2 separate regions of the Homo sapiens genome follow, and region 1 is linked to region 2. Evidence: chromatin loops called from intact Hi-C (ENCODE). Cell type or tissue: heart right ventricle. All regions are shown on one strand. Links, peaks and the distances in the headings refer to the core of each region. The heading gives the core; the rest is flanking DNA.

Region 1 (17,022 bases), core at 3,638-11,637, 120 kb before region 2:
GCTAAACTTGAAATAGAAGACAATTCATTAACTTTTTAAAAAAAAATTCACATGGTGGTGTACAGAATAGAAGGACGAGTCAAAAAATTAAATTCTGTTAATTAGGCCTTATATTGGAATTTCAGTGTTGAATGTTACATCTCTACCCTGATGTTCAAAATGAAACAAATTACAGTTATTGAAGCAGTCAAGGTAAAAATGTTCTAGATATATCAGGCACAAGAATTTAATGGTAATTTTTTACCTCTTTTCCTGGTAGATTAATTGTATAGCTTAATAGTATGTTAGATTAAAACTCCATTAAGATAAGAAGAATATGCTTAAATTCATTATAATATTTCAAATAACATTATCTAGTCATTTAAAAAGTGATCAGAATGGAAAGATCTAGACTGTCTCCACTGCTTATCTAGAAATGAATTTGTTGTTTCATTTTTATTAAAGTTTGAAAAGTCCTTAGATTAACTGTCATATTAATTTGAGCTTTGATGAATCAGTGTTTGCTATGAATACTTGAATATATTTTTTTTCCTTTTTTTTTTCTTTTTTTGAGAGAGGGCAAAACTTATCCTGAAAATGTTTAGGGGAAGAAAAAGTAGATGAATGTGGTTTCTCAACAATGTTTGAAACACTGTTCATGCTGGAGCCTGTAATTCCTATTTGAATCACTTCTTTAAAAAGAAAAAAAAAAAGATGTTAAGAGAATAGGATGCCAAGAAATAGTTGGCTGTGTGTGTGGAGGGGCAAGGAAGGGAAGCCCCGCCAGCAGTTTTTGTCTCTAGCGGGTGAGCTACTGTCCGGAAGGTGCGTTGGCTCTCTGGGCTGGCCTCTGAGGCATTGTGCTGCTCCCTCTCTCCCTGGCCTGGCTGGCTCTGGCCTAGAGTGGATCAAACGAGCCGTGGGGAAAGTTCCCCTCATTTGCATCACTTCTAGACAGCCCTGTCGTACTCTTTGCTGACAGGAAATCACTGTCTTTGTCACCTTTTCTCAGGGCCCTCCTTTTGGCAGAGATGGGCCATGTGACCACGCTTAATCACAACAGGGCTGGCTCAGGACTCAATGACATGTTTTCCTCAGCACTTCAATAAATGGGGTACAGGAGTCAGTAGGAAATGAGTACATTAATTTTAGAGTGAAAAGATAATTAACACTTGAAGGACTAATGCTACAACCTATGGAATTATTATTCAAATTGAAGTTAATTTATCAAAAACTTGTGAAAACTATCTGCCCTAATGCAACTGTTTAAAAAAATAAAACTTGAATAGTAAGAGTTGGGCATGTTGGAGGCAGAGTGGGAAGAAGGCGGGGAGAGGGGGGCTTGGATGGAGAGTGGAGAGTGAGGGGAGAGAAAGGGAGAGAGGGAAATCATAGCAGGCATTAGCTATGTTTGAAAAAGCAACTTAAATGGGCTAAAACTTCAACATTTGGGACTGAAGGCTGGAGCACGTAAAACGCTTACTTAGATGATATGAATAGGACACTGGCAAACAAAAGCAGCAGTGTGCTCCTAGAAAACTGTGCTTAAAGGAGTTTCCTTGGCAACAGAAATGCAGTTCCAAAAGTAGACAGAACTTTCCTCAGAAAACATACTATTAATAACAACCTTCCGGAACAACTTGGAACAATTTGACGACTTGGCAATAATAATGCCAAGTGTTCTGCAAATTAATCTAACACATAACAGTTATGTTTCTCTTGCCTGTAATTCTGCTGGACCCTACCTAGAACTCATGCTTTTAGCAGCACAAATGTGAAAAATATTTCTAAATGCTGTCACGGAAAAAGAAAACCAAAAGAAATGCTAGTGGCCAACAGTGGCCAATGATTGTATTCAGCCTTTTGGAATCTACTAAGAACTCTGAGTTCAATGAGATAAGTTTATTCCAATAAATGCTCCTATATTTACTATCTCATTTCAGTAAAGAGGCTTCCACAGACAAAACTTGGTAAAGGGTTAACAGTCTGAGACTTGCTGTGATGTGAAGCACATCTGAGGCCGTTGGTTATGTAAATGTAATGCTCACTAAATATGTGCTGAGTGTTATTTTTTAAAGTATCATCATTTCTTGTTAGCCTAGAGAATAAACTAATCTTGGATGTACTTGGCCAACGGGAATCATTTGAATTCTCCTGAAGGCTATCCGTTTGCCAGCCAAGAGAGGTAGAGTATTCCCCTCCTCTGACCTTTCTTGAATCCTTGGATCTAAAGGTTAAAAGTAATCAATATCTCATTGTGCTGCTTGGTTTCAGGGTAATAAGTAATAACCATCATGTTAAAATCCAAATGATTACAGATAGCACTTAAATTAGTTGACCTGTTTGGGAGATTTTATTACTTCCAATCAGGATAATAATTAGAGTTTGCTAATAAAATTTTGGATTAAGTTGCAAAAAATTTCAGCCTTTAATTTTTTGAAAAATGACTTTTACTTAATTAGATGGGAATGCGTAGTATTCCCTCTTTTGTTAAGCTGATAGCTTTTGCTTTAGCCCCAGATATTTGTAGATTTCTTTCTAGTTTCTAGAAAAGAAAGTAGAGGAACATTTAAATTTCTGATAAGAAAAGGTTTTTGGATCACTGCCATCTTTGGCTCCTGAACTACTCAAAACTATGTATATGTTTCAGGTTAGTGACTTCATAGCAGTGACCCTCACCTACTTTTTAGTATGTCCTGTTTTTAAATTACTTATCTTTAGTGGTTATATTCATATTGGGGCTAATCTGGTTTGAGGCTGGCAAAAAATTATATGATGTATGATTAAACTTTACAGACAGCTATGGTATGAATGGGGTTATTTATTTTGTTTAAAAAAAGAGTATCAAAATTTAAAGATGAAAACCAAATATTATCATTGACAAAGAGGTATTAATATAAAAAAGATAAATGATAGGCTTAATGTTCCATGTAATTACATCAGGAAGGCATTGGTTATCATAATTATAACCACAAGGAAATGTATAAGGTACATATGCTATTTGGTCTAAATAATTTGTCTTTTATCATCGTTCTAGTTTTTATAGTTTATTAGAACTTCTTGAATGTATTCCTAAAGCAGGAATGTGGGGCTAAAAGGTACCTAGGTAACGTTTCAGTTATTTCAAAAGAAGTCCTGGTACCTGTTCAGAATAGATGGTAAGGCGCAAGGGAAAAGTTTTCCCATAGTGCTTTCACATTAAACTCATTAACTTCCTTTATGTCCGTATCTCATAACATTGTCTAACTTTGGAAAGAAGCACATTTGTGGTTGTCCTAGGGATATCAATTTGGAGTATTAGGGAATTCTCCAACCCAGCTAGCTGCATTACCAACTGACCATACTGCCTTTAATCCCATTCTTAAGATTCATTTCTTTGGGGTAAAGAAGAATGCACTCTACTGAATGCAGATATTCTGTGGGGAAGGCGCAGGAGAATGATATTGAATTAAATATCAATTTTAATATCTAGCTAAAATAGAAAGGCATTGGGAAGGGAAGAGAGTGGGTAGAGAGAAGAAATCCAGAAAAGGGAACAAAAACAGATGTTATCTTCTTCAACATTTGATAAAAAGAGAAGTGTGTTTATGTGTATGTATATGTGAGTGTGTTTTTCTGGTATTGAGATGGGTGTAGGATAGAGGGAGAAAGAAACTTATCAAATAGTAAGATTTTACTAATAAATTTGATTGTGTCAGTGCCCCATTCACATTATCTTATTTAATGCTCACAGGGATCTTGATTATTTTCCTTAATTCATAGACCCTGAGCCAAAAACATAAAGAGGTTAGGAAGCTAGCCTAAAAAGGCACAGAACTTGTCCCTTAGTCAGGCTAGGCTAGGGTATGCCAAGATAACAAATATGCCCCAAATCTCAGAGGCTTAAAGCTGCAAAGATTTATTTCTCATGCATACTACATGTCCATCACATGTTGGCTATTGGCTCTGCTTGGCATTGTCCTCACTCTTAGACTTAGGCTAATGGCACAGCCACCGTCTTAAATATTCCCTTACTATGGTAGAGAGAAAAGGGAGCTCTAGCGGGTCTCACTCTGGCCATTAAGCCTTCTACCTGGAAGAAACACATGTCAGTTCCACTCAAAATTTTTTGGCCAGAACTAATTGCATGGCCACAACCAACTTCAAAGTAGATGGGGGAAATGCAGCCCTACCATGTGCCTGAAATGCAGAAAGCTAGAAATATTTGTGGAGCTGTGCTAATAACTACCACAAGAACTAAGTAAGTTGGGATTTGAACCCAATCTGGGTGGCTCCAATGCTCATGGTCTTTTGCTCGCCTGCTCATTGTTGCCCCATATCATCTTCTCTACAACAGGTAGATTCTTGCAAGAACGTTATTTCCTCCCTCTGTATGAACTTTTTGTGCTAAGATAGAAGAAAGAAATGTTAGAAGGTATATCTGCAAAGAAAAGATGATAGACTTGGGTTGGCTCTTTAGCTAATCATCAGGCTGTTCTGTGAAAGCCCCCAAATGTTCTTAAGCACCTCAATACCCTGGGCAAGTATTGCCATGCTGAGCCTCACTGGGGCCTCCTGCATTTTGTTAGATTCAGGAAAGCTAAGGATGAAAACATTTATGCTTTTTGGGAGATGCACTAAAGGCAGCATTGCCCTCAGATGATTCAACCTCCTGGATCCCGTTATGCCAAAGGAAGTTACTAAAGGAGGGTCCCCATGGAGAGATGCTCTATAGGAATATCATTTGCAGAAAAACCATTTTGCAGTCCTGTTGAGGAAGCAGTTTCAGTTCTCAGAAACAAGAGCCTTCCTAAGCATATTTTTAATAATGTGGGCTTTTGTGAAACTCATACATTCTTAAACTAAGCACTTCTGTGACACTCTATCCCTAATGAGGCACACTGGGGTAAGCAAAGAAGGAAGGAGTGGTCTTCCTGCTGAACCTTGATTCATTTACATAAGACACAAAACACACAAACACACTACACACACATGCAAGCTAGGAAAGAAACAACCAGGCTAATGCTCTTATGGCCTTTGGGTTGATTTCAATTTCACTTCTAAAGTTTCTCAAACCACAGAGCTCTAGCCTTTCTCCAGAAGGATAGCTATACCCTACTGAAACTCATCTAAACTTACTATTTCAGCTGCTTTCCTAAGTAGTTGATTCCATATGCTTATAGACATTTACATAAAGAAAATGTGTGAATTTTAATATCCCCCTTGTCATCTCATTTTAGCCTTAAAAACTGGGAAGTCTGTGGAGGAAGTACACACACATAAAATGTGTTTATTCACATACATTTATGTGTGTATACATATATACACGTATACAAAGTATTAACTTATTTAATTTAAAAAAATCTTTCACCAAGATTGAATTTGAATGAAACCAGATTCCTTGAATCAGATATGCTATAGTCCCAAGACATTTAAATCATGCATATATAAATAACTGTACAAAATTCCTTCATATATGCCAAGTTTCAGTCTGGAGCACATTTCCATGTTACAAATCTTGGCATACTGGATTTTACAACCTTCATTACAACAGTATTATCCCTTTTAGTACTCAAAAGTGCCTCCCTGTGAAAGTTCTTCTTGGGGATTATTCAGCTGTGAATACTTGTTTATTAGTTAAATGCATATTTTAAAATAATGATCATAAATATGGACTTAGTAGGCCAAATTTGAGAATGATTGATTATATTTTTTGTTAGACTTCACACTCCACGTGGAGGATTCGTGTTATTTATTGATTATTTATTAATGTATCTCCAGTGCCAAGCACAGTGCCTGGCACATAATAGAAACTCAATAAATATATGTTGAAACACATATTTTCAACAAGGCTTATTCAATAGTTAATTAAACTCTATTAATCAGAACTATGCTATCAATTCATTACTTTTTCAACAAAACAGTCTATTTTTATGCTGTGATAATTGAATGTAAAACTTTATGTTCTTTTATATATAAAACAAAAATTTCTCTCCTGGCAAAACCAAAGTGCAGTAAAGACAGTTCCTAATACCAAGAGTACTCAGGCTTGGCCAGGTTGATATCAGGGAGAAAGAGAAAGTAGTAGGGAAAGAATAAGGCAGAGAGGAAGGGAAGGACAAAGACACCCATGTCTGAGACATAAATGGTACAGAAATCCACAACTAATCACCATAATTCTATGGCTAGTCTCCAGCCTCTCAAACCATAGTATTCTCTGGTGTATTCTTGAATATTTAGATACATACGGGTATGATTATTTATACATGTGAAGGTAACATGTGCTGTGCAAATGTGAAACCTAAAAATCAGACAATAGATGTAGGTGAATATCAACAGTAATTAGAAATGGTAGGTATAGAAGCACAATTTGTACTTGTACCATAGTTGGCAGGAGAGTTTATTGACATATTCATTGCAGAAAATTAGATACGACTTCAGATGAGTGTGTGCTTCCGAAAATGTCGTCAGTAAGGGAGTGAGGAAAACAAGAAGGGACTTAGACTTGGGCTGGCTCTTTAGTCCAAGTTTATGATGAGAGGGAGAGACATGTGCACATGTGAGAGAAAGAGAGAGAGAGAGAATGAGCAAGAGAGAGAAAGAGAGAGAGTAAAAGAGTGACTTATCTTCCCAAAGCCGTAGCTAGCTAATTCAGAATATGGAAATTTAAAAATTAAATGTCACTGCTCTAATACCAGGAGAGGGCTGAAACACTTTTGAAACTTTCTCCCACATTTTCATTTTTAAAAAGTATTATACTATTCATAATTTTAAGAAATAATCATATATGGCCATTAGTCATTTTTTTTTACTTAGTGATTAATTGTGAACTTTAATGATTTTAAACAATTAAGAAAATGTTACAAGATGCATCATTTCAAATTAGCATCTGACAGATTTGTAATCACTTCACTTCTTGGCCCTCTTTGTGTCCACCTTGACATCCTTTTGGGTTTACTGTTTTCCCACTGAACTTTGTCCTTCCTCCTTAGCTTTCCTCAGCTGACATGCTGCAGTTTGAAAATATGCATGATAAACATTCCTGTCTGTATGATTTTTCCCTCCTCTTCCTCACTCTCATCTGCCTGGTGGTACTAAAGACCCATTCTGTGAAGTAATGTCTTATAAACCAGGAGCCAAAATCCTCATGTTAACTTAAGTATAAATGAGTCTCTAGGGTTAAGCTAATTGAAATATTTTCTGTAACTTGGAAATACCGCAAAAGAATTCAAATTTGGCTAGCATCTTATAATCCAAGTTTTGATGATAGTTTCACTAGGCTCCATCCGTCCAAGTTTGGGTTAGAAAAAGAAATAAAGTATGGAAACACTGTCAGAAGCCTTTTCTGTTTACAAAAAGATCCAGGGATACCATGAGTAATGCCAGAAATCTCATGTGACAGCCAGCTCTTGTGGGAGTTTTGAGCTCACCAAGTTCAGGAAATAGTTCCAGAAAGCTGATTGGAGCATTGGAGCACAACGATTTTTTTTTTTAATCTGAAGTGAATAATTGTGTTCCCCGTCTGCTGTCCACACTGCTGCTCAGAACTATACCCTGGTGGGGTGGACATCTCCCCAGTGCTAGGTAATATTTGGCACTCAGTAAATACTTTCTGATTTGAATCACCTACTTAATGATTCTTCTCCTGAATATTCCAAAGTTGATCTCTAAGAGATTTTGTACAGTTATTTAGTTCCATGGAAAGTGAGAATTTCAGTGGTGTTCCAGGACTGCAAGTACCTTGAAAAGACCTTCATTTCATTCCTTCTCTTTCAAGGATTGTTTTTATCCATTCCATATAGGAGAGAATTTGTCCTCCATTAAAGATCTTTCCAGAGGGAATTCCACAGCCTTCCATTAAAATGTTTAACTCTCCCTTTCCTGAAAGTCTTCTTATTTCTAGTGTAAATCCTCTCTGTTGGTGGTATTAATTGTCAAATCAGCCAGAATCCATGCTCTGTAACTAGCTCTTCTGTTTTCTGTATAGTCACATTTCTCAAGCTTTTGCAGTTTCAAGTTAGAAAATTTTTTGGTGCTCAAAACTGGTTGGTGAAAAAAATTTTTTTAAGTCATTTATTTCAGTTTTGTCTACACTCCATCTAACTGAAACCACTTCCATCCTCTTTTGTAGCAGAAAATATGCTAATATTGAAAGACTGCTGGTAAATCCATATATCTGAGAGGCTTTAACAAGCTCCATGGATTTCTCCATCAGGTTTTTCAACTATCTCTTATTAACAGTTAATAAAATAGTTCATGGATGGTTTGGAAGACGACTGTAGCTTTTCTGAGATGGTATGACTTACAGTATATGCCTTTAAAAAAATTTAAAAAGAAAAAGAACATGACATAAAAAATGGACCCAAAAAAAAAAAAAAACCTCTTCCATTTAGGGACAGAGCTACTTCTTCTCCCAGTGGATGCGTAATATATTATTTATGTCGGAGTGAGCATTGTGTTTTTGGCTCACATTCCATTTGGAGCATACACAATATGACAGTTTCCTTGGCTTATTGTTGTATATGTGGCTATCTATTTTTAATACATTGCTTTTGTCTCTTTTTCATGCTTGCTTACATCTGTTGTTATGAAAACTGACATAAAGTTTTTAAACATAAAAGAAGTGATGGAGAAAAAGATGTTAAGAGACACACAACATTTCAAGGGAACATGAGGTGGAGAAACAGGAGCAGAGTCACTACTGAGGGAAACCGAAAGCAGCCTCTGCAAGATAAATGGGAGGGAGGTTGAGAACAAGGGTGCGCAATCACAGACGAAAAAAAACAGCCATGGCGCTACACAAAGCGTTTCTAATGAATGAGGCTTAGTGCCTTTTCCTCCAGATCATTGAAACATTTTAGGCTTCCGTTGTTAAACGTAGGAAGTAGGGATAATAACACCTACCTTGAAAGATTGTTGTTAGGATTCTATGAAGTAATGTATATAGGGGCTTCACCTGGTCCTTGGTAAATAGTATGTGCTCAAAAGATAAAACAGAATCGGGGCTGACAACTATGACCTGCAGGTCACATGCAGCCTACCACTCATTTTTAAAAGAAAGTTTTGTTGGAACACTGCCAGGCACATTCATTTATGAAATATCTATATCTGCTTTTACGCAATGGTAGAGTTGAGTAGCATGAACAGTGACCATGTGGCCAGCATGCCTAAACTATTTACTATCTGCCTCCTTACAGAAAATGTTCGCTAATCCCTGGTATAAATAATAACTATTATGGCAACGCTTTAGGAATATCCATTATTGTACAGACTTGAATGGTTTCCCAATTCAATTTTCTATCTGCTATATTGCAGTAATATCTGTTGATTATGATCCTCTTGCCCCAGGTTCTAATTTTCCTTTTGTAACAACCCAAACTCTGTTTTGCTTGCTTTTCAGTGTAACATTAAATGATTAATTGGTTCATGTCACCACCAGGTGGCCTCCTATACTCTGTTGTGCTTCTGGTAACCAAAGAAAATCAGAAAGTGGATCCTATACATTTCTTTCAACTGTGGTTGTCACTGTGCTCACAGGCACTTCTCTGGCGGCTTGACTGCTCTGAAATTGTTCATTGAACCCTACACTTCATGTTTGGCCTTGAAACATAAATAGATTCACACGGACCTTTTTATAAAATGAATTAATGCTTTTAAATGCATACACACACACATACACCAAAATGGATTTTTAATAAAGAAGCTTGGTTGTCACTAATAGCTTCGCCATGATTCAGTCCCACTCTCATAGGTATACAGAGTTAACTGATCTTGAAGCTTCCTCAGGAAAAGACAAAGGCCAAAGAGGCTCAGATCTCTATATGTTAATTTCCCTTGAAGGGAATGGATGGACCTCATCTCAGTGCCCCAGTTTATGTTATTTTATTCTATAGATCCCCCTTTGAGCTTTCTTTGATCTTATTTTTAAGCTTCACTAAAGACCAGTGTTAGCAAAGGAAGATTGAGAAGCCATGTGATAAAGCCCTGGAGAAGGAGGCCAGATTCCCCTCGGGCAATTATTCTTATCCTCTCAGGCCTCATTTTCTTCATCTGTAAAGTGAGGGGGGTGGACTCAGTGTCTCTCAGGTCCATTCCAACTTCAGTATTTTCTCTTTGGTGAAAAAAATCAAAGATTACTTCAATTAGTAATTGACTTTGCCTATAAGCAATTGGACAAAATCAGAATTTTAAGACTTAATTTCACAGGCTAAAAGAACAAACTCATGGGTAAATATAATACAGGCATACCTAAGAGATATTGCAAGTTCAGGTCCATACCACCATAATAAGGCAAATATCATAATAAAGCAAGTCACGTGAATCTTTTGGTTTCGCAGTGCATATAAAAGTTGCGTTTACACTATACTGTAGGCTGTTAAGTGTGCAATAGCATTATGTCTAAAAATGTACTTAATTTAAAAAAATTTTATTGCAAAAAGATCCTAAAGATCATCTGAGCCTTCAGCAAGTCATAATCTTTTTGCTGGTGAAGGTCTTGCCTCAGTGTTGATGGCTACCGACTAATCTGGGTGGTGGTTGCTGAAAGTTGGGGTGGCTGCGGCAATTTCTTAAAATAAGGCAATGAAGTTTGCCACATTAATTGGCTCTTTCACAAAGGATTTCTCTGTACCATACAATGCCGTTTGATAGCATTTTACCCACAGTAGAACTTCTTTCAAAATTGGAGTTAATCCTCTCAAACCCTGCCGCTGCTTTATCAACTAAGCTTATGTAATATTCTAAATCCTTTGCTGTCATTTCAACAGTGTTCACAGCATTCTCAACAGCAGTAAATTCCATCTCAAGAAACTACTATCTTTGCTTATTCTTCAGAAGGAACACATCATTTGTTCAAGTTTTATCTTGCGATTGCAGCAACTCTGTCACATCTTCAGGCTCTACCTCCAATTCTAGTTCTCTTGCTATTTCCACCACATCTGCTATTACTTCCTCCACTGAAGTGTTGAACCCCTCAGTCATCCATAAGGGTTGGAATCAACTTCTTCCAAACTCCTGTTAATGTTGATATTTTGATCTCCTCCTATGAATTTCAAATGTTGTTAATGGCATCTAGAATGGTGAAGCCTTTTCAGAAGGTTTTCAATGGACTTTGTCCAGATCCATCAGAGGAATCACTATCTATGGCAGCTATAGCCGTACAAAATGTATTTCTTAAATAAGACAACTTGAAAGTCAAGATTACACCTTGATCCATGGGCCACAGAATGAATGTTGTGTTAATAGGCATGAAAACAGTAGTAATCTCCTTGTACATCTCCATCAGAGCTCTTGGGTGACCCAGTGCATTGTCAACGAGCAGTAATATTTTGAAAGGAATCTTTTATTCTGAGCCATAGGTCCCCACAATGGGCTTAAAATATATAGTAAACTGTGCTGTAAACAGATAAACTGTCATCCAGGCTTTGTTGTTCCACTGATAGAGCACAGGCAGAGTAGAGTTAGCATAATTCTTAAGGGCCCTAGGATTTTCAGGATAGGAAATGAGCACTGGCTTCAACTCAACGTCATCAACAGCTTTAGCCTCTCACAAGAGGGTCAGCCGTTCCTTTGAAGCTTTGAAGCTAGGCATTGACTTCTCCTCTCTAGCCATGAAAGTCCTAGATGGCATTTTTTTTTTTCCAATAGAGGGCTGTTTTGTCTACACTGAAAAATCTGTTATTTCGTGTGGCCACCTTTATCAATGATCTTAGCTAGATCTTCTGGAGAACTTGCTGCAGCTTCTCCATCAGCACTTGCTGCTTCACCTTGCACTTTTATGTTATGGAGATGGTGTCTTTCCTTAAACCTCATGAACCAACCTCTGTTAGTGTCCAACATTTCTTCTGCAGCTTCCTCACCTCTCTTAGCCTTCATAGAATTAAAATGAGTTAGGGCCTTCCTCTGAATTAGGTTTGGCTTGAGGGAATGTTGTGGCTGGTTTGATCTTCTATCTAGACCACTAAAACTTTTTCCCTATCAGCAATAAGGCTGTTTTACTTTCTTTTCATTTATGTGCTCACTGGAGTAGCACTTTTAATCTCCTTCAAGAACTTTTCTTTTGCATTCACAACTTGGCTAACTGGCACAAGAGGCCTCGTTTTCAGACTATCTCAGCTTTTTACCTGAATTGCTCACAAAGCTTAGCTATTTCTAGCTTTTCATTTAGAGTGACTCTTTCTTTCACTTGAGTACTTAGAGGCCATTGTAGGATTATTACTTGGCCGCATTTCAATATTGTTGTGTCTCAAGGAATAGGAAGGTCTGAGGAACAGAGAGAACTGCTGGTGGGTGGAGCAATGAGAACATACACAGCACTTACGGATTAAGTTCACAGTCTTATATGGGTGTGGTTTGTGGTGCCTCAAAACAATTACAATAGTAACATCAAAGATCACTGGTCACAGATCATCATAACAGATAAAATAATAATGAAAAATTTGAAATATTGACCAAATTACTAAAATGTAACGCAGAGATACAAAATGAGCACATGCTATGGAAAAATTGTGCCAATAGCCTTGCTTGACACAGGGTTGTCACAAACCTTCCATTTGTAAACATTGTAGTATCTGTAAGGCATAATAAAACCAAGTATGCCTGTATTTTTTTTAAAGTACCATAAAAAGTGTATAATTTCTAAATACTACACTGCTTTTGGTTCATTTCAGACCATAAAAACATAAATATATATTTTATGAAACTTCTTAGACACTTTCCTTTTCCTTTTACTTTTTTTCAGTGGCAGATAACTTCCATTGGATTCTCTGCAGTGTCTTTTGCTGCCTGTAATGGAAATTCAGCTTTCTCTTTGACGTCTTATTTTCCACACATTTTAATTTTTCTACCTTCTTCTTTAGGCAGAATTACCAAATGCCCCTCAGTTTTTTTCACAGCATGGAACAGATATATTCACTTACATTTCCATTGAAACTAAGTCATTTCATAATATATGAGCAACCTTTTCTTACCTTCTGCTTGTATTGTGGTACACACATTGGTAGTTTATACAGTATTTGAATTGTCACATTGGATGTCATGGCAAATATGACTAAAGACATTTAGCTGTCTATGAGGAAAGGACCTGAATAGTCCCTAAGGCATTTTGGTAAAGAACAGACTCACGTTTGAATTCGAAGTCTACACCCTGGGAGACCTAGTGACAGGCAATCACTCTAATTTCAAATTCCCTACTGGGGAGGCTTCTCTGGAGAGCTATATGGTCGAAGGCAGATTCATATTTGCTTGAGGAAAAAATGATTACAAATTTTTCTACCTTGCAAACTGTACTAATTGGCGTCAAATTCAACTAACAATTTATGAAGTTTGCATCACTTTCTGTGTGTTTAAGCACAAAGACATTTTTCACCTGAATTCTCTTATTTTATCACATATATTTTGAAAATTACATATGTCCATCTAATACATATATCAGGAATTAATGGTCTAATTATTTTACTTTTACTTAAAAGGAATAAGGAATGATGTTATCTCATTTTAGTGACTGTGAGGATGAGACAATAAGAATTCATTAGGATACTATGGTGTGCTGTGGAGAACCAAATAAAGGGAGGTTATCCTTTTCCTTAAGTAATTTATAATCTACTTAGAAAAGCAAAACGAAAAAACATGAAATAATAGCAAAGATAGCAAATTTATGTGGTATGAAAAATAAGTGCTAGTCTTCTTAGAAAGTCCTCATGGAATAAATGATATTTGAACTGAACCTTACTGGATAGAATTTAAATAACTGGAATAGAGATAGATGCATTGCAAAATAATGCATTTTAGGGGGAAAAAAACCTCAGATCTAGGAAATAGCTTGGCATGTTCCTAGGATTTTACCAAAAACAGGAAGACAAACTGGAGAAGAGGAAAATCAGTGACAAACCATATAGCTTTTATCCCATGTGTTCAGTGAAAGTCAATAAAAGGAAAGATTTTTTTTTAAAATTCTAGTGAATTCCTAGATTCAATGTTTCATATAGTGAAGAGAAGTTATATATACAAATAAGGAATTAGTGGCATAAAAGAGATGAGAAAAGTTATGCCAGAGATCATATTTTCTTAGCATGCAACTCTGCATGCTAAGAAAATTTTGAACAAACATTTGTATATGGTCTTTACTATGTAACAGAAATTGTTCTAGGATCTTTGCAGATACTGGCTTATCCAATCCTCACAGCAACCTAATGAAGTATTAACAGTATTCTCAAATGAGCAACTAAGGCACAGGGAAGCACACAGCTAGTAAGCAATGCAAGCAAAGTTTAAATATGGGCAGTCTGATTCCAGGCATATATTTAATTTTTTTAATTTTCTTAATCAATAGCCTTTTATCTCATTGATTTACAAATTAAAATGTTTGGCATGGTTTCTGTCACCATGTTTATGTTTAATCACTCATGAGCGATTAAATGGTTACATATGTATAGGTTTTAAGAAGTAGTATTAATAGGTAATATCAACAAGCTCCCTCCTCCCTTCATTAAGAGTCAAGAAAAATAGTAAAACTTTGTCACTGTATATATATATGCACTGTATGTATTACGTACTATATCCTATTAGGCTGGTGCAAAAGTAATTGGGATTTTGCCATTGCTTTTAATGGCAAAAACCACAATTACATTTAGTATATACTATAGTATACACTATGTATTTAGTATATGCTATAGTATACACTATGTATTTAGTATATACTACATATATACTATATACTATGTACTCTCTCTAAATATGTATATATTCCTGTCTTTTAGAAAATACATAATATATATAATTATATATTATCTACATTATATAATGTATATTAATTATATATTATATGGTATACATTATCTATCTATCTATCTATCTATCTATCTATCTATCTGTATTTACCTTTCTAATGACTTCACCCTGATGTGTGATTTCTTTTACTCTCTAATATGGCCAATCTCTAATAACAATAGTTACAATACATTATTTCTAAGACAGAAAATAAAAACCATGGGAAATTTGCAGTCTTGCTTTCACATCGGTAGCAAACCAAAAAATCTTATTACAAAACTCATCTGTGTTAAAATCAAAGACTTCTTATTAATGGTGTATTTTATATCGGGATCTAAAATTTCTTACAAGTATGATCTATTTACCTCTTAAAATACCTGTGTTAGACAAGTGGCAAAGATAGCTTTGTCCCTGTTTTGCAGATGGGATGACCATGGAAATATGAAATGACCTTCCCTGGAGCAGGTGGATCAGGTGGATCAGGTGGCAAGCCACCAAGAGAACAAAGGCAGAAGTAACAGTTGCAGGATTGATGGTGCCCAGTGAAGGTGCTTAGGGAAAATTCTCAAAAATCACATGTTTTGGTACTCACATCTTCTTGAAAAGTTATCCCTTGTTGTGGCTATAAGCTGTGCTAAATGGCCACATCCTTGTACTTCTGCTTCTTTTGGTTCTAATATCCTCTTAATGAATTTTTTTCAGCCTTTATGCAAAATGTTTAAGTCATCAACATCATATTCTGTCATCTGTTTATTTCAGGGAAGCCATTCACTAAGACCTTTTCTCCAGCTGTAATTTGCTTCCTTTTCTGCAATGCTGTTTATTTTTATGTAGTTTTTAGGATTTATTCCCTGTAGACTAGGAATTGTTTTTCCTATCTGGTGAAACCTTTGTAACTTCCCCTATTTACTTATTAACTTTCTCTCCATGCATCTATGCATCTCCATCATTACATTCTCCAAATTTTCACTTCTTCCTCCTCTTTACTTTTATCACTCTTGTCTCTTATCACACACACACACACACACACACACACATTCTGTTTCTCTTCGATGTAAGAGAAACTTCTTTGAATATTTATAGCAGACTCCTTTACATAGCTGAAAAAGTGCTCAAAAGCAGTTATAACCAAGGTTTGTTCTCTATGGTCTTAGTTTATACCAACAAATTTCCACTTGTACCCTAGAGCTTCTTTAAACTGTGAACTGTCATTCTTCTGAGTGACAGGCATGACCATCAGTGAGAACTCTCCTATCTGCCCTTTTAGCCTCAACCTCAGGCTATTAAAAATCTGTTGGGTTTTTGAGGATGAGCCTACGCCAAATGAATCTGGCTAAAGAGGTTCAAGAGTAGGGTTCTTAAGTATGTGTTGGCCACTCCATTGTCACTTTGTATGGCATTCTTGACTTTATTTACATTATACTCTTAGGGCCCACCAATTTCTTCAGACTTCTGGACTGAGATCTAAAGATGTATTTTCAAGAGCAGTAGTATGGCTTACCAAGCTAAGCTGAAATTCCTCCTGAAATTCTATTTGTGGATTTTAGTACAATCTTACTGACCTTGGGCAAGTCACTTAGCTTCTATGTATCAATTTTTTATCTGTAAGACAGAAGTAATATTACTAACTTTCCCCATGGGCTTGCCATAGGAGAACAGCAAAAAAAAGAACAATCCATTGAAATGACAGTCAAGCTTTCTGAGGCTGCAGCAGCAGCGTTTAAGCCTTAAAGCCTAAAATCTCTAAAATTTATTTTGTCAAAATATTTTTCTGACAAATATGGGTAGGTACCCAAAAGAAACAAAAAGGCCCAAGGGGTCAGGGGATGGGTAGAACAGAATGGTTTTTAAGCCTGTAGCATACTGGTATCGGAACTAAAAATTAGACTTAGCCTTTCGCATTCTGATCAAATGTTCTTGCTATGAGAAAACACTGCCTCATAAAAGGTGCCCTTAAAATATTCAAAGAACTACTGCCACCTTCCTCTTTTCTTTGATAGGTTTTCACAGAAGCTTTTCTTGTGTTAACCGTTCATGGCCATGATAAACAATTAACTTTGTTCATGGTTTCTGTCTGAAAATTGAGAATAATATTCCTGTATTGGATGTTTCACCAAATAAGTTTTTCACAGAAAATGAAGCTCAAAGATAAAGCAATCACACTGTACTCATTTCTGTGTACTAACACTGTATCTGGCATATATTTCAACAGCTCTCTATATCTGCCTGGACTTTCTTTTGGGAGAAATTCAAATGAATAAATATTTTCCAACAACCTCCTACATTTAAACCATAATG
Region 2 (17,022 bases), core at 4,034-12,033:
GGCTAAGGCGGAAGGATTGTTTGAGCCTGGGAGGTTGAGACTGCAGTGAGCTGTGATTACACTACTGCACTCCAGCCTGAGCGACAGAGCAAGACTGTGTCAAAAAAAGAAATACATATATATATATATGTATGGCCACCTAATACTGTCTGCCTTCTCAGCACTTCGCAAGCACTAGCTTGTTTAATACTCAGAATGATCTTGAAAAATTGACAGTGCTATCCCCATTTTACAGGCAATGAGACTGTTGCTCAGAAAGGTTATTAAGCAGCTTGTCCAAGGTCATGCATATGGTAAGCAGCAAAGTCAGCCCTTCAACCAGTCTGCAAGTTCTAGTGCCATACTCATCTGCTTGGCTACGCTGCATAAGCATAAGCTGAACTTAGAAGTTCTGTTTGTGTTTCTGTCTGTAGGTGAGCCCATCAAGTTCTGCACTATGTATATATATATATAATCTTTCTTGGCTCTAGCATGAATTCAGACAGCTGGAGAGCAAGTAAGGACAGTGAAGGAATTTGAACAGAGTCCAGGAGCCTAGCCAGCTACTGTGTCCCAAAATATGTCAAGCTCTATCTAAACAGAGGCAGAGCCAAGAAGTCCAAGGAAACATCAAGGGTCCCAAGTGGGCAGGCAGAGAGCAGCATAAGGGAATCTGGGCTACTTCATCCTGGGGTGGTCAGGAAAGTCTTCAAATAATTATTCTGGGGCTGGTGTGGGCTGGAGTGAGAGGTTCCTGTCTATCAGAAATGGGGGAAGGACTAACAGTAAGTAGTGAGCCAAGTTAACAAGGACCAAAGTGAAGTCTCTGTCACAGATAGAGACTGGAAAGAAAGGGGCTGAGAGAACTTTGACTAAGAAATTGCCCTGGAGCATTCAGGGTCTAGGAAGATACAGCTAAGGAGAATAGTCAAGTGTTGCTAGTCTTATGTCTGATTGGGAGCAGGGCCACAGTCTGAAAAGACAGATCCCTGAATAGGAACACAGAGGAAGGGGGGGTACACAGTCATGTGCCTCTGGCCCATGAAGTGCTCTACATGGTGGCTACAACTCTATTTTAAGTCCCCAGGCAAAAGCTGCTTAAAATGGAGAACCCAGGAATAGAGGCAAGAAGGAGTTTGCCATGTGTGGCTGCAGATAGTATTCTACTATGGACTCCAGAACTGAAATAGTATCAGTGTGAATGCACCTTAGGAGATGTCATAGGCTGTACTATTTTTACCTTCATTCACCTGATAGTTTTCACTCTATCCAAGATTCAAAATGTAGATGAATCAATAGGAAATGGCTAATTCCATAAATTACAATTTGACAATAATAATCTTACATTTTAGTCTATGTTATTGCCTTCAGTAACAAATTACTATTGATAGAAAAGCCTCTTTCAGTAATTTCTGGGTGTTATTTCAGAGAGGAATAGAGTTGATAATTAGGCCGTCTTTCAAGTCCATGCTTGGGGCAGTTTTCTTTCCTGAGTCTTCTGAGAGATTTTCAATGGATAAAATTTTCATGCTTGTGTTCCCTAATTCTTCTCCTTTTCTTTTTCTTTCTCTCACACAGGAGACTTTGAATGTGATTGATCCTGGCTTGATGGACCTAAATGGGATGAGTGAGGATGCCCTGGAATGGGATGAAATGGACATAAGTAACAAGTTAATTAGTTTGAATGAGGAATCAAATGACCTTGATCAAGAACTCCAACCTGTTATCCCTTCCTTGAAGCTTGGAGAGACAAGTAATGAGGACCCTGGTTATGACGAGGAGGCTGATAACCATGGGGGATCTCAGTATGCCTCAAATATTACTGCCCCCTCTAGTCCACACATTTACCAGGTGTACAGCCTCCACAATGTTGAACTCTATGAGGACAACCACATGCCATTTCTGAAAAACAATCCAAAGGTCACTGGCATGACACAGCCTAATGTTTTAACTAAGAGTCTCAGTAAAGACTCTTCATTTTCATCTACCAAATCTTTGCCAGATCTTCTAGGTGGTTCCAATTTGGTAAAGCCCTGCGCATGTCATGGAGGAGACATGAGCCAGAATTCAGGCAGTGAGAGTGGAATTGTCAGTGAAGGAGACACAGAAACCACTACCAACTCTGAAATGTGCTTGCTCAATGCAGTGGATGGGTCCCCAAGTAACCTTGAAACTGAACATCTGGACCCACAAATGGGAGATGCAGTTAACGTGTTAAAGCAAAAATTTACAGATGAGGGGGAAAGCATTAAGCTTCCAAATAGCTCTCAGTCGTCCATTTCACCAGTGGGTTGTGTAAATGGAAAAGTTGGAGATTTAAACAGTATTACCAAACATACCCCTGACTGTTTGGGAGAAGAATTACAAGGAAAACATGATGTGTTTACATTTTATGATTACTCATACCTCCAAGGCTCAAAACTCAAATTACCAATGATAATGAAACAGTCACAAAGCGAAAAAGCGCATGTGGAGGATCCCCTGCTTCGTGGTTTTTATTTTGATAAAAAATCATGCAAATCTAAACATCAGACTACAGAGTTACAACCAGATGTACCTCCCCATGAAAGGATTTTGGCAAGTGCATCTCATGAAATGGATCGCATTTCATATAAAAGTGGCAATATAGAAAAGACATTCACTGGCATGCAGAATGCCAAACAGCTCTCCCTTTTATCTCATAGTTCATCTATTGAGTCCCTTTCTCCAGGGGGTGATTTATTTGGATTGGGCATCTTTAAAAATGGCAGTGACAGCCTCCAGCGAAGCACTTCTTTAGAAAGTTGGTTGACTTCCTATAAAAGCAATGAAGATCTCTTTAGCTGTCACAGCTCTGGGGATATAAGCGTGAGCAGTGGCTCAGTTGGTGAACTAAGTAAAAGAACATTAGATCTCCTGAATCGTTTGGAGAATATCCAGAGCCCCTCAGAGCAAAAGATAAAACGAAGTGTTTCTGATATCACTCTTCAAAGCAGTTCCCAAAAGATGTCCTTTACTGGCCAGATGTCATTGGACATAGCATCTTCTATCAATGAAGACTCAGCGGCATCTCTAACAGAACTTAGCAGCAGTGACGAGCTCTCTCTTTGCTCAGAGGATATTGTGTTACACAAGAACAAGATCCCGGAATCGAATGCATCGTTCAGGAAGCGTCTGACTCGTTCAGTGGCTGATGAAAGCGATGTCAATGTCAGCATGATTGTTAATGTCTCTTGCACCTCTGCTTGCACTGATGATGAAGATGACAGCGACCTGCTCTCCAGCTCTACCCTTACCTTGACTGAAGAAGAGCTGTGCATCAAAGATGAGGATGACGACTCCAGTATTGCAACAGATGATGAAATTTATGAAGACTGCACCTTGATGTCAGGGCTAGACTACATAAAGAATGAATTACAGACCTGGATTAGGCCAAAATTGTCTTTGACAAGAGATAAGAAAAGGTGCAATGTCAGTGATGAGATGAAGGGCAGTAAAGATATAAGTAGCAGTGAGATGACCAATCCCTCTGATACTCTGAATATTGAGACCCTTCTAAATGGCTCTGTAAAACGTGTCTCTGAAAATAATGGAAATGGTAAGAATTCATCTCATACCCATGAGTTAGGGACAAAGCGTGAAAATAAGAAAACTATTTTCAAAGTTAATAAAGATCCATATGTGGCTGACATGGAAAATGGCAATATTGAAGGTATTCCAGAAAGGCAAAAGGGAAAACCGAATGTGACTTCAAAGGTATCAGAAAATCTTGGTTCACATGGGAAAGAGATTTCAGAGAGTGAGCATTGTAAGTGTAAAGCACTTATGGATAGTTTAGATGATTCAAATACTGCTGGCAAGGAATTTGTTTCCCAAGATGTTAGACATCTTCCAAAGAAATGTCCAAATCACCACCATTTTGAAAATCAAAGCACTGCCTCTACTCCCACTGAGAAGTCTTTCTCAGAACTGGCTTTAGAAACCAGGTTTAACAACAGACAAGACTCTGATGCACTGAAATCATCTGATGATGCACCGAGTATGGCTGGAAAATCTGCTGGTTGTTGCCTAGCACTTGAACAAAACGGAACAGAGGAAAATGCTTCTATCAGCAACATTTCCTGTTGCAACTGTGAGCCAGATGTTTTCCATCAAAAAGATGCCGAAGATTGTTCAGTACACAACTTTGTTAAGGAAATCATTGACATGGCTTCGACAGCCCTAAAAAGTAAATCTCAACCTGAAAACGAGGTGGCTGCTCCTACTTCATTAACTCAAATCAAGGAGAAAGTGTTGGAGCATTCTCACCGGCCCATCCAGCTGAGAAAAGGGGACTTTTATTCGTACTTATCTCTCTCATCTCATGACAGTGATTGTGGGGAGGTCACCAATTACATAGAAGAGAAAAGCAGCACTCCATTGCCACTAGACACCACTGACTCGGGCTTAGATGACAAGGAAGATATTGAATGCTTTTTTGAGGCCTGTGTTGAGGGTGACTCTGATGGAGAGGAGCCTTGTTTCTCTAGTGCTCCTCCAAATGAATCTGCAGTTCCCAGCGAAGCTGCAATGCCACTACAAGCAACAGCATGTTCTTCTGAGTTCAGTGATAGTTCTCTTTCAGCTGATGATGCAGATACAGTGGCTCTTTCAAGTCCTTCCTCTCAGGAAAGAGCTGAGGTTGGAAAGGAAGTGAATGGTTTGCCCCAAACTTCCAGTGGCTGTGCAGAAAACTTAGAGTTTACTCCTTCAAAGCTTGACAGTGAAAAGGAAAGTTCCGGAAAACCAGGTGAATCTGGAATGCCAGAAGAACATAATGCTGCTTCAGCCAAATCTAAAGTTCAAGACCTCTCCTTGAAGGCAAATCAGCCAACAGACAAGGCCGCATTGCATCCCAGCCCCAAAACTTTAACCTGTGAAGAAAATCTTCTAAACCTTCATGAAAAACGACATAGAAATATGCATAGGTAGAATGTACCCCCTCCCCAAGCATGAAAATCATCTCACTGAAAGGTACGTATAGTCCTCATGCCGTATATGTATTTAAAATATTGAGTTCAGGTCAGCAAAACCATGGCAGGAGAAAAGGCTAGTCAGAATGACCAGTTACGGCAGACAGTTATCTGAATAAGACATTTAGGTAGAAGAAATGCTCTCAACAATGAAAGTAACTGTGAAGCAAAAGAAAAAAAAAACAGGGAAAATTGACATTCTTAGTGACATTATCTTTATTACATAATTCTGGCAAGAATACAAAATTTGAGGAAGTAGTTGAACAATTTAAGGCCTCAAATTCTTCCATTGAGGGAGAATAAAAAGCTTATCCAAATCGCAATTATACTCCATGATCAAAATGCATGCATAGTAACAATGCTCTCCACTTCAGTTTCCTGCACAGAGAGCTGTCCGTTCTCTTCAGTGCCTGCAGATGAACAATGATTAGGCTAAAGGCCACATCTCCTGATTTGGCCCTTCCTTTTATGCTTCTGTCTAATGTAACTATCGTCACATTTGCTTCCCCAGTGGAAGACTGTGCTGTCACAACTCCTAATCACGGCCATGTCTAAGGATTCAAACAGGAGGGGAAAGTTGATGTTAAAGAAGAGGCTCTTATTTATCCACATACAGATTGAGAACAGGCTCAGAAAGCAAATGCAGAGAGAATACATGACAAGTTAATGGCGTTTTGATAAAAACAGAATTTTTGAATTTTGCCTGAAGGTGACAGGCTGATTTCCATCAAATTTTTTAAGAAAGTCATTCCACTCTTCACATTTAATAAGACAGCTATTGATCGATAATTCCAAGATGATGATATGTCTCTAAAAGTGACACAAAGATTCTGTTATTTCCCATTTCTAAGCCCCAGTGATGAATATGCTTTCTCAATCAAGTTTAAAGAAAATTTGAGCTTTCAAATGTGAGAGTCATATTTCACCCAAGTATGAGATGCCTAATGCCACCTCCACCCCCCACTCCAGAAGCTTAATGCCGTCACCTAAACTCGTGCTATAGGAAATGAATTACAGAAGCAATCTACCCTAATTTGTTAACTTATTCAAATAACAGTTATTATACTTAACTATGCTAAAGATTATCTTTTTTGTGGCAGATTGTTTATTTTTTGATGAGCCTAATTACTGATTTTCTAAAAGTAATTTACATTTATTACAAATACATCTTTTAAAATGTGACAGATAAATGTTGTTCCCATAATGTATTATGAAAAAAGTTACTATTTAAAAACACATTATTTAATTTGAAAGATGAATGGCAAACATCATTATTTTTTTTTCCTGCAACACCTGTGCCCTAAGCTTATTAAAATGTGTGATTCTGTGTAGAGCTGCTAGAAATGGGGACTAAGGGGGGGCATCTATACCATATATACCCTAAAAATAAACTCAGTATGCAAAATTGAAGAAAGGCATCCCACTTACTAATATAGCTCAACTAATTTTCTGTGTTTCAGACTCTATTTACAATTGGCTGCAAGTGAGAACAAAAGTAGGAGAGAGAGAAATGTATTTTCTGTGAAACATGTCCACCCTATAATCACATTCTCCATCAGTATGCAGTAAAACTGACCATTAAGGGAGAGTAACTGCAATTCCATAAGCTGCTTCAAAACAAGTCCTATTAGAACCGATTGTACTGCTGGCTCTGCCAACCTCCGCAGAAGGGCTGGTAGAGCCTGGCTGATTTTGTTTTCTGAAAGGGGATAAAGGCTTGAAAGCAACACCACTCTGAGCATGACATCATGTGACTGTGACCCTCAAGTCACCAGTCATGCTGAGATCTGGAGCTCCAGAAGCTCTGGCACTGGAGAAGCCTTTGCGAAGCACTCTCCCTTTTTTGATCCTCTGGGAATTTCTTCTCTCTCTTACATAGACGTAGAATTGAAATGAAATGTAAATGATGAGCAGCTCCATCTTTAGACTTGGAGGAAGTGAATGTGCTGGTGGATCTGTGTAACCCTCACATTTTACAAGCAGGGACAATGTCAAACTAGCAGCCAGCCCGTCTGCCAGTCAGCAGTATTTTTTGTTAAGCCCCGGTGATGCCTGGCCTTATCTCGGGCAAAGGGAGAAACAGCCAGATTTTACTTCTGCAGAACTCACATCGCCCCCAAGTGACTTGTTATAGGCCTAGAGCCATTTAAATAGCCATATTTACTGGTCCTATTCAGGATTTTTTTCAGTATCATGTGGACAAAACATCTGGATGCCTGAAATTTTTACCAGACGTTAGCATTGGATAACTGGGTATAAATAGTCACATATTGTTAAAATACTATCAACCAGGACAAATTATTTAATCTCAAAATGTTGACATGCCTTCAGTATTTAATGTCAAGAATACATAGTAAAAATTGTTTGATAAATATGAGGTTTCATGTCTACAAGAGCTTAATTGTTGTCATTGTTCTTACTACAAGTTCAGAAAAAGAAAAAGAAAAAGCTGTGCTTTTTAAAGACATTTGAAAACCATCAGTGGTGATGCTCTTTTTATCAGGACAGTAAAATTCACCAAATTCCATTTGCTTGGTTTTTTTTTTTTTCCAGAACTAAGTTTTCAGATGATGAAATGATTATAATGCCACCCAGAAGAGATATAACTTAGAATAGCAGATAGAGTCTGCAACAGTAACAAAAATGTTTTCCAGATTTTCAAATGTTTTTTATTTACTGTGTTCTAATTAAAAACCCACTGAAACTGCTTGAGAAGTTTTAACATGATCTAACAGTATGCATTTGCACTGATTTCCAGGCATACTGCTGTGCTTTTCACTATTTTCATTTTTGTGTCATGTTTCTATAAAAATAGAGGGGTCAGTTACAGCAAATCACATCAAAGGAAAGGTAACTGGATAGATCCAGATCTTTCTGCCTAATTTGGAGGAAGCACATAATGTATGTCTGGAGTGCCTCCTAGGACCTGCCTCAGAGATGTACTTTGCGCTAATCTTTTTGCTGTATTCTGACAGTTATTTCTTCATAATCCTCATCATAAGCCTCTGATCTTTGATGAATGGTTTAACCCTAAACTTCAGGCTGGATAAATCCCGTGGTATAAAAATTTAACTCATCATATGCGGCCAGTGTGTGCTTTTTCTTTTCCTTTTGGTCTGCTCTAGTGATTTGGGGTTTTGTTTTACTATGTGTATGTGTATGAGTGTGGTGTTTTGGGGGGTGGGTTGAGGAGCTGTATTTACTTACAGTGCATATATTTCCTTTAGAACTTTTTAGCTTTATTGCCTTTTCTACTTTATTGGTCTGTAAATGTGATAGTTGGTGGCCAGTAGATTTTAGATTTTAGGCAATTACTTGTATTTGTGCATGCTCAAGTACGCACATAAAGAGTTTTAAATGCTGCTGCTCAGATTTTACAAACTGAGAAAGCTGTAAGAGCAAACATTTCTCATGCACACAGCACAATTCCCATTCTGTTAATTGGATTGACATTAGGTGCTTAATATTTTCCAAAGCTGGTCAACTAGGTTTAAGAAACTACCTTTGGTGATTGTGTATGAATTTTGCACTAGACAATACAGGTATAATCTTATCAAACTTACCTTTAAAATCACTTTAATAAACCAATGTTTTGCTGGATGTGAAGTGTCTTTAAATTATCTGGCACTTCTGAATAACTAGCCCTGCTATGCTAAATGACAAGGATGTTACTGGGCATCACCTATCATCTATCTCTCTCTCTCTCTCTCTCTCTCACACACACACACACACACACACACACACACACACACACACACTCTCACACCCCAGATCTGTGCCTCAGCCAATTGGCCTGCCCATTTCCAAGTGGGCCAAGTTGAAAGAATTGATTACCTAGAGAGAATTTAAATGCCAGCATTTAGTAAGACCAGATTTGCCTCACCTAGGGAATCCCTATTCTGTGGCCAGATTTCAAATGAGTCATGTCCTCAGCATTTGAACAATGCACTGGGCTTTCTTGTGTTACTGCATTATTTTACTATACCAAATTTCATCCCATCTGTTTCTGTCTGTCTCCCCCAGTTCTTTATCTAATTTTTCTTCTTTCTCCAACTCCCCATGGCTCCAGCCAAACCACTTTTTGTTAAGGTTTTTCTGGCTCTTAAGTTGAAAGATTGTAGAAAAACAGAGAGCAAGACAAAGAGCATATTCGTTCTTGAAGGACAGTAAAACAACCTGATATGAGAAATCAGAACTCAGTTTAAGCCCAGACAAGCAAAAGCCTGCTTTCTTTGAGAGCTGGTCAGGGGGACTTACAATAGTTGCATCCTGCATTGCCTAAACTTGGTATTTAGGTGTTCCTCACATTTGACCAGTTGCTTTTAGCCATTTAGAAACAGGCAGAATGGATCAAGTTTGGAAGAAATTTATATCATAGCCATGAGATGTACAAATATAATTGAATCCATCTCGTTTCCACAATGCTGTATGTACCTTAAATGAAATGCATTACTATTTGAGCTAGAAGCCCCAGTTGTATCTTTTTATAGGCTGAAACACTTAGGATAATCACAATGTTGTGAATATTTCACCACTATACAATAGTGGAATTGTTCGATATCATGCATAAAATCACTGCAGGAAGGGTTAAGCCTGAGAGCCTATCAGCTCCCAGTCTGTGGAATCATTGTACATTGTAAATATTTTGCCGCATCACTTGGCATCAGTGGCCTCACATTTTCATATTGGTTTGAAGCTATTTTGATGTTCCAAACTGAGTGCACAGGCAAAAGAGTGGATGACATCCAGAGAAAAGGTCAAACTTGATGATTTTTCTTGTTTTCTTTGAAACCACGTCTTTTTAAAAAAAAAAAAAAATCAATGTATTTTTCACATCTACGCTGAGACTTTTTTTGTCAGTAATGTGAAGCTTGGGCTATTAAAATTATTTATATTTTATGTATCTTTATATTTCAGAACATTAGCAAGTAGTCCCACAATTGCAGCCTTCAATGGTTCCTCAAAGGGCTTGGTTTTGCTAATGAAAAATACATTTCTGAAACCTTTTCTTGTCACTTTTTTGTTTCTTGTAGATACGCCTGGCTGCAACTCAGGGGTGGCCTCATCCTCCCGCCCTGGGCTGGCCTCTGGTTCCATCACGTTTGTCACTGCCGTTTATTACATTGACTTCTCCCAAGATGAATCTTCCTTCCAAATGTGTTTTCTCCACACAAGCCTTGTGATCTGAATGTGTGCGCTGGTTCTCTTTAGGTGATCGTCTTTGAAGTTCAGCAAAGCTGCTTGTTCTCCCATGGATTCCTGTCCCAAGCTACCTCTACCAACCCTCTCTCTCCAGCTAGACTTTTCTCTTTGCCTCCTCCCTTCCCTTCCACTCTTTAAAGTTCTGCAGTTCACCAACTGGTAGTCCATTAAATTCTCCTGTCTAGAATGACCCCCCCACCAGTACTTGACCAATTTCATGTATCAATCTGGATTTTTTTTTAACGGTATAATGACTGTGTTTATTGAAAGAGTTTTACCTAAAAAGCCAACATTTGAATTGGTTGCAGCATAGAGAAGAAACACTGGTCCTTCTTTCAAAATTAAGCAACTATTAAAAGCGCCATTTTATTTATTTCATTTAAAAAATAATCTATGCAGCATTTCAAGAAACAACCATATGGTGTTGTATATTATAAACTGGTGACATTCTACTATTGAATTATGTACAACATTTTCATTTTTTATGCTTCTTGAGGTGGTAATGAGAAAAAAGTTTTTTAAAAAAGTGTGCCTTGCTGTATTTCTTATACCATTTATTAAAAAGCTGCTTTCACGGTAAAATTATGTTGGTTTGAAAGGAGGAAATAGCAAGGTTAAGATGTGTGAATAATTTCTGTATATATGTATAACCAAGTACAAACATTGATGTATAATGACAGTATAAAATGCTTTCATGTTTGTGATGTCTAGTGATGTGGAAAATATAAGCCTTAAATCCATTAGATTGCATGGTAATTAAAATTGGCATAATAAACACAGATTATTGGGGGAAAAGGAAAATTAGTGATCTCTTCTACTATGTTCTTTACCAAATTGTTGCATCTGGTTCTGAAAAAGTATAGCATGTAGCAGCTTCCAAACATATTCATATTGCTTAAGAGGCTTAACATTACCTAAACTAGAGACTAGACGTAAAGCCTTCAGTTTTCAAAATCTTTCTGGTCACTATAAAGATCTTGGAACAGCAAATGATTAAATGTCAGTTCCCCTAAACCAATAAACATTTATACTAGATTTTTTATTTCCACTTATCATTAATGATTTAATGTTGGATTTCAGGTACCTTGTATGTCTTAATTTATTTTAAATATTTATTTTGAATGAGTTTGATAGAAAGCTAGTAGAAAAGTACAGAAAATTTGACTATTATTTATAGATTTCAGGTATATTTATATGTGTAAAAGAAATTGACAAAGAAATATTTCATCTGGCCTTTACTGACTCCTGTTAAATGCAGTTTTAAATTTATATCGTAACACCTACTTAAGTGCCTGACACAGTAGGTATTCAATAAAAATTTACTGAATTAAAGGATTAAATTAGGTGACATGGTGACATCTATCCCTTTATTTTGACACTAAAACATGGACACAACTAGAAAGAGGTACAATGCAATATAAAGTCACAATAGATAATATATATCAAATTTCTAAAAGGTAAAGAATGTTGTGGGTTCATGCAGTCACAGGAATGACAATCATTCAACAGATAGTTCAGAAACACTTTTTATCTGCAAGGCACTATTCTAGATCCAGAAGATGCAATGTTGAACAAACAGACAAAGCCCTGCCCTCAGAAGGCTGTCCTGCATTAGGAACAAGTGAACACGCAAATGACATGAAGTATTTGTTGCAGAGCTGAGGAACAGAGCAAATGTAGTGATAGAAGCGCAATGAGAGAAGCAGCAGTGGGTACAAGGAGGAAGAAAAAGGGCTTGCAGAGAGTGGAAAGTTAGTGGAATATTCATGAAACTTCATTGCAGGGGTAATAGAAGAAAAAGTAAATTGGGAGGACTTAATGGAAGGTCTTTTAAAAAGTTAACTTGGAGCTTCTGTATGTAAAATGCTAGGTAATAAGGACACTTTGTACAGGCTGTTTTGCACCTGATTTTATTTATCATTAGTGCCACGCCAAGATCATTTAGACGATGCTTATCTGTAATTCTACCACTTTAATAACTATTTGTATTTTTATGCCCCTTCTGATCTTTTCCATATGTATTTCTAAATGGATAAATTATTCTAGGCTTCTTAATAGGTAGTAATTTGTTCAAAAGCGGTTTTAGCCAGACATCTAGTTGCAGTGTTCAAGAGGATTATGGGGGAAAGAGATTAGAGATAATTGTCTAGTTAGGGGGCAGCTGGAGAAAATAAGCTAAGTTTGCAATAACAGAGTACACAAGTATAGTGGCCCAGGATGTAGTGAAAGAACAAATCCTAGAGTCTTTGAAATTTCTAAGGGCATTCTAGACCTCTGTTGGGATATGGTATTATTTTACATACTGACACAACCTAAATTTTCTTTGGGTAGTAACTAATGTCAAGTCTACATCGACTGGTAAAACATTCAAAGAACAAACTGACAATGATGTTCTACCTACTTGTTACATGCTCATGGAAGACCGTGCAGTATTGAAAGTATTTGTTAATTATCTGCTTAGTATTAACACTAAATTTGTAGAATGACTTTCAGGTTTGTTGAACAATGCCTTTTCAGGTTGGAAGAAGAAAAATAGCCTCAATCTCCCACCCCATGTAGGCACTACCTCCCCAATTACCCTTAGAAAATGATCACACCAACTCTGCCTACACACTTCCAGTGATAGTGGCTCATTGTCTGTTAAGGCAAACTGTTCCACTGTTGGGCATATCTCTTTGTTAGAAAGTTCTTTCTTAGGTTGCTAAAATCTGCCTAGTACCCCGCTACCCTGTTCTGTCTTATGGAGCAGCCCAGATTATCTTTACTCCCTCTTTCTCATGGCAACCCTGAAGATAATCAAGGCCAGTTACTCATCATCTCCCAACCACTGTTTCCTCAACTGCCCTTCATATGTCATGGTTTTCAGATCCATTCCAACCTGACTGAATGTTAACAGACAGAATTCTTCACATTAAGGAACTGTCTTCATCATCATACATGTAGAAAAGAATCTGAACATTTAAGTGCGAAGTTTTCTCTAGAAATATATTCAAGATATGTTTATTCTATTATTGTAAATTTCAAACAATAAATAAATAAGAATCCATGACTTCCTTCAGTGGCCCAGTCCAGTGCCTAAGTCATCTGGAATCTTCTCCTTACATCGAATACAAACCTAACCTGTTTCCAAGTAGGGCACTCCCTCCGCTTATTTATTCATTTATTCAGCCATTCAGCAAACATTTATTAAATGGCTACCTATGTGAGGCACTATATTTGGCATTAGGTATATAAAGGCAACTAACACATGGTATCTGTCTCCAAAGGTTTACAGCTTTTCTTCTGAAAGTGCCTTTTGTGTCCTTGAATAGAGTGATTATGACTTTTGTCTCAATTAAATGATGACCTCATTTAGTTTCTGATGAAGTTTCTCTACATTTAAGAAAATCTAGTGAGCAAAACGGTATACAAAAAATCATCTGGATCTGACTACCAGAAAAAGTAAAGTGGTTTTAATTACAGAAAGAAAAATATTTGTTAGATTTCTGGTCACTGAATAAATATGCATCTTATACAACACAGAACAACCTAAATTTAGGGCTTCTGGAAACCTGAGTTTGATGACTTTGTTGTGTTTGGTTCATCCGGACTAGGTTTCACCCATTCTATAATTCCTAGAAACAAACTAGATGAAAATATCAATGAAATGATCCAGGTCTGTCTTACAAGTCAATTTGCTTTAGCTTCCAAAAGAAGTTGAAATTTTTTAGAATTTTAAAGAAAAACTCACTTTTCAAGTGTCATATAATTCTTATATTTTAAATATAAATCGAACCAACTAAATTTACCGCTATATTTTTTTCTACATATTCTTTTTTCAATTTTCATTTTGAAAAAATTCAGACCTATGTAAAAGTTGAGAGTAGAACAAAGATACTTGGTACTCATCCCTCAGGTTCATTTATTGTTAATATTTCACCATATTTACTTCATCTCTGTATACACACACACTTTTTTGTATGATTAAATCATTTGAAATTAAATTGTAGAGTATGATACTTCATCTGCAAATACTTCAGCATGTGTTAGCTGAGAACATGGGTATTCTTCTGCAAGTCTACAATACCATCTTCATACTCAAGAAATGTAACATTGGCTGGTCATGGTGGCTCACGCCTGTAATCCCAGCACTTTGGGAGGCCAAGGCGTGTGGATCACCTAAGGTCAGGAGTTCGAGATCAGCCTGGCCAACATGGTGAAACCCCGTCTCTACTAAAAATACAAAAATTAGCCAGGCGTGGTAGCTGTAATCCCAGCTACTTGGGAGGCTGAGGCAGGAGAATTGCTTGAAGCCAGGAGGCAGAGGTTGCAGTGAGCCGAGATTGCACCACTGCACTCCAGCCTGGGCAAGAAGAGTGAAATTTTGTCTCAAAAAAAAAAATGTAATATTAATACAATAATACCTGATAGTTTATATTCAAGTTTCTCTAACTACCCAAATTATGTCCTCTTATAGTTGTTTTTGTTTTAATACAGTATTCAAACAAAGATCACACACTGCTTTTAGTTTCCAAGTCTTTTTTTTTTTTTTTTTTTTTAAATCTTGCATAGTTTCCCTGTGCTTTTACTCTATTTTTCTTTGGGCTTTTATAACATCGACAGTTCTGAAAAGTCCAGGCCAGTTTTGCAGAATGATCCACAATCTTGATGGGTCTAGTTGTTTTCTCATTGTTAAACTCAGGGTAAACTTTTTTTTGTCAAGTAAATACATAGGTGACTTTGCATTCACAGCCACTCTTTAATGAAGATTGATTGAATAACTGACATTCCTGATATGTTTTAAAGTTCACAGCTTACTCTTTCAGCCCATGCTTCATCCATCTAAGGCAAGGGTCAGCAAACTGTGGCACGTGGGCCAAATTCAGCTCGTTGCCTGTTCTGGTTTGACCCATTTGAACAATTGACGAGCTTCAAACAATTTTTACATTTTTTAGTAGTTAAACAAAAGAATACTTCATGACATGTGAAAATCATATGAAATTTAAATTTTGGTGTCCATGTATAAAGTTTTATTAGAACACATCCACGCACATTTGTTTCCATAGTCTACGGATGCTTTGACACTATACAAAGTTACGTACTTGCAACAAAAGCCATATGGCCTGCAAAACCTAAAACATTTACTATCTGGATCATTACAGAAAGTTTTCTGATCCCTGGTCTATGATATTCTAAATTCCGACACATTTTCTTAGGATAGATTTCCATTTGCAAATTCAGTGTAAGACATAAACACCGGCAATAGTTGTGTTTTTTTTTTCTTTTTACTTCCTAGATTTTATTGCATTCTCAACTTGTTTCATATTACCTTAAAAAATAAAGTGCACTTAAAGATTGTTTCACATCCACAGTTTGTTTAAGGATTTAAATTTAGTTCACTATTACTGCCTGGCTTTGATTGATTTAGAGGGTTAGTCAATTACAGACTAAATAATTAGTTCAATCAAAACCATCAGAAAAATTGACACAAACTCACTTCCATGCACCAGTAAACTGGAATCCTTTCTTTAAATGTTTTTCTAAAGCAATCCGAGGAATTAAATTCAGGCCATTTCACAGTCAGTTTTTTTCAAATTCATTTTTCAACTCAAAGGCAAAACCATGATCAAAATATTGTATATAGTACACCTTCAGTTCCCAACTGCTGAATTTACCAAGGAATTAAGTATTCACCACAAACCCTGGTGTGGCCATAGGTGGACACTCTAATTAAAAAGAAGATGTTCAAAAAGAATAGTCCTTCTTTTCTTTCTTAAATTCACCTTTGATAGCACTGCCACACTTCTGGGAAGGGAACGTTCAAGGAAACCGTATAGCCACTTCTTTTTTAAAAGCAGCCACATACCTTCTATATAACAATGGCCCTTTAGTTTGAGAGTTGCCACATATTTGCATTTCCAGAGTAAAATAATAGGATGACATGGGCAGGTCAGGCCCACAATAGTATGGTTTCTTTGGCAAAGGCATTTTGGCCAATGCCGTAAGACCATTCTGGCCCTTGATTAATGGGTTCTCACCAAAGCAGAAATTACGCAGAGCTTATTTGTCCTTGCATTTTGAAGTAAATCATTGCCTGCATAAAGCAACTCTTTTGTCTCTTTTCCATTGCAACACACAGGAGTTGGAATGTGTTCATACGTGTAAGACTGTCTTAGTCTGCCCAGACTGCTTGGACTGTGTTGTTTATAAACAACAGAATTTACTGCTCAAAGTTCTGGAGACTGGGAAGTTCAAGATCAAGATGCTAGCAGATTCAGTGTCTGAGGAGGGCTCACTTTCTGTTTCATTGATGCACCTTACTGCATCCTCATCTGGTGGAAGGGGCAGTGAACAAGCTCCCTTGGGCCCCTTTTACGAAAGCACTAATTCCATTCATGAAGACTTCACAACTTAATCACCTCCCAAAGGCTCCATCTCTTAATACGATCACATTGGGGATTAGGTTTCAACATACCAATTTTGGGGGTACACAAATATTGAGGTGATAGACACTTCCAGGCTTTTGCCAAACATTAGTAAACAATTTCCAGTGAATACTCTGCCCCATTCTCTCCTACTCAAGCAGAGTATCTTAAGGCAGCAGATTGGAGTGACGTTACTTTAAGGGTAACTTTGAAGCCAATCTAATTCATACTCAAAAAAGTATTCCAAAATTTTGGTACTCTATTATGGGTTACAAACCCCTTGTGACACCATATTTAAGAGCCACTGCTATTGAGGCTTGCACTCTCTTGCTTGAAATGAGGTGCTCCCAAACCTGGGAGATGGCTCCCAAAGAACAAGAGAATCAACCCCATCGTGCATTTATGTGCTGCCCCAGGTAATCCACAGGCACAAAGAACTTGAGCTT

Evidence for each region. Hi-C counts contacts between places; a loop is a spot of excess contacts. Peaks named below come from ENCODE experiments on the same cell type or tissue, not always from the same donor. Only the 100,000 strongest peaks of a DNase experiment are listed, where the experiment ranks them.
Region 1: it touches region 2 in a loop (3-fold over the local background); 20 of 110 quality-filtered maps call a loop at or near these places.

The regions. Positions count from the first base shown.
Region 1 is chr14:32,701,876-32,718,897 of GRCh38, forward strand. All of the region lies in intron 9 of AKAP6 (A-kinase anchoring protein 6), which reads left to right. Among named protein-coding and RNA genes, the nearest start is that of NPAS3, 230 kb to the right of the region's middle. In heart right ventricle, for the core only: a CTCF peak has its summit at 9,393; a DNase peak (open chromatin) is centred at 7,406; H3K27ac peaks cover 2,983 bases.
Region 2 is chr14:32,819,845-32,836,866 of GRCh38, forward strand. It overlaps AKAP6 (A-kinase anchoring protein 6), which reads left to right. Exons shown (of 14, transcript NM_004274.5): 13 at 1,558-4,971; 14 at 10,004-17,022. The coding sequence ends at 4,929. Among named protein-coding and RNA genes, the nearest start is that of NPAS3, 110 kb to the right of the region's middle. In heart right ventricle, for the core only: a CTCF peak has its summit at 7,096; no DNase peak of the experiment used is centred there; H3K27ac peaks cover 902 bases.